Regions from separate parts of the Homo sapiens genome. Here region 2 is linked to region 1. The links are chromatin contacts, found by Hi-C or POLR2A ChIA-PET in ENCODE. All regions are on one chromosome and are shown on one strand. Each heading gives the region's core, a stretch centred on a gene start or an enhancer-like site at or near the end of the contact. The rest is flanking DNA. Distances are from core to core; before and after follow the strand shown.

The links. A loop is a pair of places that touch in the nucleus more often than their neighbours do. ChIA-PET counts read pairs that join two places held with the same protein, here RNA polymerase II (POLR2A). Pooled maps may share reads with other maps.
Region 2: a map of chondrocyte shows a loop between it and region 1 (2.4-fold over the local background). The contact joins the promoter of TMEM247 here to the enhancer-like site in region 1. A Hi-C loop is called at or near these places in 2 of 168 maps with a recorded cell type or tissue (Caco-2 and chondrocyte) and 3 of 50 pooled maps. POLR2A ChIA-PET finds 5 or more read pairs at or near these places in 3 of 52 experiments (GM12878, OCI-LY7 and activated naive CD8-positive, alpha-beta T cell).

Annotation. Positions count from the first base shown.
Region 1 is chr2:46,644,438-46,647,137 of GRCh38, forward strand. The region is part of intron 1 of LOC105374584 (a long non-coding RNA gene); the gene reads left to right. Among named protein-coding and RNA genes, the nearest start is that of CRIPT, 29 kb to the left of the region's middle. Within about 2 kb of position 1,419, at least 16 of the 41 ENCODE cell types and tissues checked have a DNase peak (open chromatin) inside an H3K27ac peak, as active enhancers do.
Region 2 is chr2:46,478,251-46,480,950 of GRCh38, forward strand. It overlaps TMEM247 (transmembrane protein 247), which reads left to right and starts at 1,315. Exons shown (of 3, transcript NM_001424184.1): 1 at 1,315-1,452; 2 at 2,155-2,514. The coding sequence starts at 1,336. RefSeq lists an enhancer at 1-218.

The DNA of each region.
Region 1 (2,700 bases), core at 169-2,668:
TCAGGAGGCTGAGGCAGGAGAATGGCGTGAACACGGGAGGCAGAGCTTGCAGTGAGCCGAGATTGCACCACTGCACTCCAGCCTGGGAGACAGAGCAAGACTCTGTCTCAAAAAAAAAAAAAAAGGGGGGTGCAGTTTGCAGGCCAGTGGACTAATGCACCCTCACCATATAGCCCCACAGAAATTGGTCTGCCATGGAGCTCTAAAGAACTCATAATTTCTCCAAAAGGACCATCTTTCTACACCTATGCAATTGTTCAAGATCAAGGGTCAGCAAACTGTGGTCCACAGGCCAGTTGCATATTTATGCACATAAAGTTTTATTGGAACATAGCCATAGCCATTTATTCACATAGTGTGTATGGCTGCTTTTGTGTACAATGGCAGAGTTGCAAATCCTAAAATATTTACTGCTTGGCCCTTCAAGAAAAAGTTTCCTGACCCCTGTTTTAGTTAGTTCTGGAATGATGAGCATGTGTGGAAAATCCTCGGGTTGATGCAGAAGCTTAGTGGCTGCACAGTAGTGATACATTGTTTTCCCAGGCTATTTTATTGTTTCTTAATTTCTTAATCACTTTGTGGATTAAATTCATGGCCAGAAGTAACTCAGACATCTCTAAGGATTGTCCTATTGGCATAAGCTAAAGCACGTATTATTCTACATTCATGGATTAAAATATTAAGTAATTTGATCTAGATGATTGTTTACAGTTTAACGCAAATACACTTAGTCTGTTCTGATTATTTACTCAAGGATTATATTACTACATTCACTCAAGAATAATAGTATGTAATCATTTCCTGTGGGATCTGCAATGTTTGGGCCTTCCTTCAAATTCGGTTCTCTGATTTGTCTCCATGACATGGAGTTGGCCTTTAGGTTATGTGATTGAGGTTCCTCAAACAGGATGTTAATTTTCCACTCTTCGTGGCAGGAGAAATATAGTCTAATCTCATGATTTAGTGAGCCAAAGAGCTGTATCCCTTTTCACACTATCCTTCTTTTATAAAATAAATGTTAATTTTGTTTCTTTGTGCATCTTTTGGAACAAACTTGTATTTTCAAAGCCCTCACCCCATACTCAGGTGAGCATACTTTCTAAGGCAGCCCATTTGGAACAAATGAGCTTTAGCCAAGAGTTTAATGATAAAAATATATTGCTTGCAAAAGCTCTAATTTAGCACTCTGGTGCCTCCTACATGGTTTTGCCAACAAACTCATCTTTGCCTGGAATATAGGCTCTTCGAAGGCAGCTGCCACTCTCTCTTCAAGATGTGAGGGGGAAGAGAGTTTGAGGCTTTTCATTGTGAAGGACCCTCCACCCCCGTGTTCCTCCTACAGGCTCCTGATTCACACAGCACAAGTTGAGAAACAGGGAAATGGAATCTTCTTGCCCAGGCATGTAGCAGCTAACTCCTTTGAATCCGAAAAATGTGTGTTCATAATCACCAAGTTTGAAATGCAGAGTCATCACTGCTGCTGGAAATCTGAGGCTGGTTCAGAGCCAGACCAGCTGCTCCTGGGGCCCTCTTCTACTTAAGAGGCAGTCTAGCCTGTGGCCTAGCCTGTTCAAGGTTGCTCTTTCCCCAGAGCCCTGGTACTCCCTCTGTCAAGTTTCCACTTATCTTTCTGGCCTATCCAGGAACCCTTCTCTGAGTTCTCAAGGACTGGCTAGGTGTCCTGCCTCACAGTCACCTACAACCTGCATTTTCCTCATCATAACTTTGAAATTGCTACTTTGCCTATCTTCGCATGGGCTCTTCCTCCAACTACACTGTGAGAGCCTTAAATCCAGAAACCATGTCTTTTTTTTTTTTTTTCAAAGAGAGTCTTAGATGAATTTGCCAGGACTAAAATACAGAGTTCCTTGTTCCCTGTATATAGCCCACTATAGAAATTCAATGGTTTTTGAATGAAAGGATAAATGAGTGAATGAAGGGACTTCGGATCTGGCTGGGGCAGAGACTGTGGAGCTAGAAACTTAGGTTGCTTTCCCTTTCTTCCCTTCCCATCCCTCCTCTTCCAAAACCCAAGTCTGACAGGCTGTGAAGCACCTCTATATACGACTGATGGAGCTTTAATTGTTCACCCAATCTTTAGAAAAGATCCTTTTAATTCAGCACTGTGCCCGAAGTCCAGGCACTTAGCTCTGGATGCCCGACTGCAGAAAATACCAACAGCCAGTAGAAAAACTGCACCAATGCTGGGGGTCCTATTTTAATTATTCTAGAAAAATTCACTTTTTGCTCAGTGTTTGGTTTCATTTGGGGCTGACCTCCTTTCTTGCAGGCCCTAGATTCGTGAAATCTATATTAATCAGCAGAATAATATTAGCCAATTCCTTACCTCGTTTTTCCTTCCCCTCATTTGGACAGCTAGCCTGGTTTGTACTCCTTATCTCAGAGATGAGATGTGATAATAAGAGGCAGAGAAATAAAAGTATGTTCCTGGCTTTTGGATTCAGAAGTTGCCCTTATGGGAAGGAAAAAACAAACAAATGTGGCATAGATAAAATATTTGGAAGAAAAGATAACAAGAGTAGAAAAGAGTTTCTTAGGGGGAGGAAGTGAATTCATGGGAAGGTACAGAGGGCAGAGATGTTTCTGGATCCTGTGTGCTACTTCACCCTGGGAAGGTGACACAATTGCAGATGTTTTTGTGAGACTTGGGAGCAGAAAAGACATGTTCTTTGCATCCTC
Region 2 (2,700 bases), core at 65-2,564, 170 kb before region 1:
GTCTTTCCATATTGCAATCCTGCTTTCAACTACCAAAGATGTTTTGCTGCTTTTTTCACAAAATGGAAGATGACAAAATACATTCCCCAGCCCTCCATTCTACCCACGTGGAAGTATGAATGATGGGTTGTATTAGTGTCCTAGGTTTGCTGTAACCAAGAACCACAGACTGGTTGGCGTAAATGACACAAATTTATTTTCTCGCAATCCTGGAGAGTCAGCATCAGAGATCAAGGTGCCAGCAGGGTTGGTTCCTTCTGAGTGCTAGGAGAGAAAGATCTATTCCAGGTCTACGATGGTTAATTTTACATGTTGACGTCAGTGAGCCATTGGATGGCCAGATCTCTGATTAAATGTTATTTCTGGGTGTTTCTGGAAGAGATTAACATTTGAATTGGTGGACTGAGTAAAGCAGTCTGCCCTCCTCAATGTGGGTGGGATTCATCCACTCCACTGAGGGCCTAAATGGAACAAGGCAGACTGCCAGTTGAACTGGTGCTCTCAATTCAATTGCCTGACTACATGAGGTGATCCGTCAGTCTTCTCCTGACCTTGGACTGGGACTTCCACCATCAGTGCTCCTGGTTCTCAGGCCTTTGCGCTCAGACTGGAATTTATACCACCCGCTTTCCAGGGACACCAGCTTGCAGATGGGAGATCATAAAACTTCTCAGCCTCCATAATTGCATGAGCCAATTCTGTGTAATAAATGTCATTTTATGTTTCTTTGGAGAACCCTAATACAATGCCGGTCTCCTTGGTTTGTAGATAGCCATTTTCTCCCTTGTCTTCACATCATCATCTTCTTACAAGGACACCAGTCATACTGGATTAGGATCCCACCCTAATGATCTCACTTTCACTTAATCACCTCTATAAAGACCCTGTCTCCAAATAAGGTCACATTCTGAGGTACTGGGGGCTGGGAGTTAATACTTCAACATATGAATTTTGGGAAGAGAGGGGGACCTGGTTTAGCCCATAACAGGGTTTGTGGAGCTGTGACTCATTTCCAACACAATCTTCATTTAAAAAAGGAACCCAAGGAAATGGATTTCAAATGGTGGAATTCTGAGTTGCATGAGTTGGAACTCTAGTTTTCAAAGCCATCCTTATGGGCAGCAAAGGCCCATCCTGCAGTTCTTAATGTTAGCATGTTACTACCTCAAAGGTGTCACACCCTCCACCAAAGGGGCCCTAGCAACTTGTAGAATGTAGGCTATGATGACGACAGGGGATTGTGATGGTGGCCAGGCTGTGGAATCTGGTGAGGCCAAATGTCAGCACCTCAAATGATGTCTTGTGACCCCACCTGGCAGCGTTCTGGTTTTCTGGATGGCAGCAGAGGACAGGGAGATGATGGAAGCCCGGGGTGCGGGAGAAAGTTGCCCGACCTTCCCCAAGATGGTGCCTGGTGACTCCAAGTCTGAAGGGAAGCCAAGGGCTTATCTGGTAAGGGGGCTGCTGTGTCTCACCACCCCCGCCTATTCCGTCAGGGGGAGCAAGAATACTGTAGGAACACATGCTTTGAGCTTCCAGACAACTGCCAAGAACATCAGGTGACATGTACCCCAGCCCTGTAACTGGCACCAGCTGTCACCAGGGACCAGGTAGCCCTCCATAAGATTGTGAAGTCATATGAAGCTGGGTTTGGTCTCCTCTATCTACCTCCCCACTTGGGGTCCTTTCCTTGCTGGGTGGATAGGACCTGGCTCCCCACCATAGCCCTCTTCCTGGTCCCCAAATATTTAGGTTCTCTCAATTCAGACCCTGGGTTTCTTTCTCCCTCTGTAACTTCCTGAAGACCTGGCATCTAACTGACCTCAAAGTCAGGTAGAGTTGAGGATGGGCCCGGAAGTTGCCTCTTTGGTGATCAGAAAAATCACTAGAAAAATGGACATCAATCTACTCAACTCCCAGTGCCTCCACTTGCAACTTTAGGGCACTATTACTTTGTGCTAGTTTGCCCTCTCCTTGACCCGCAGGTCCTGACAACTCCCGGTAAGAGCACTTCTAATAAGAATTCAGCCTAGATCTTTACAATTCAAACACCCCAGTCCACTGCGGCCTGGGGCTGCGGGAGTTCCATGGGGTCAGGGGCAGCCCCATCCTGACTCTTCAAGGTACCTCCCCTCCCTGCTTCCCCTACGCCAGGAGGCAGAGTCCCAGAAGCCAGACTCCTCCTATGACTACTTGGAAGAGATGGAAGCTTGTGAGGACGGAGGCTGCCAAGGGCCGCTTAAATCGCTGTCCCCCAAGTCCTGCCGTGCTACCAAAGGCCAGGCTGGCGACGGACCCAAACCCGCAGAGCTGCCCCCGACCCCTGGGACTGAGCGCAATCCCGAGATGGAGCTGGAGAAGGTGCGCATGGAGTTCGAGCTCACGCGGCTCAAGTACCTGCATGAGAAGAACCAGCGGCAGCGGCAGCACGAGGTGGTGATGGAGCAGCTGCAGCGGGAGCGGCAGCACGAGGTGGTGATGGAGCAGCTGCAGCAAGAGGCGGCGCCCCGCCTGGTGGGTGACAAGGAACGGGGCACTGGGAGGAGGGAGGCCTGGAGCTGAAGTCCCATGGGGCCTGGAGCAGGCGCCCACCTTCCCTGCTTTGCGCGGCACCCCACCCTGCAGATCCTGGATCTCGGCTGAAAGGGGCTGAGCATCCACTCGGGCGGTCTCCAGCCCTCTCCGCCTTGGCTCACTTCC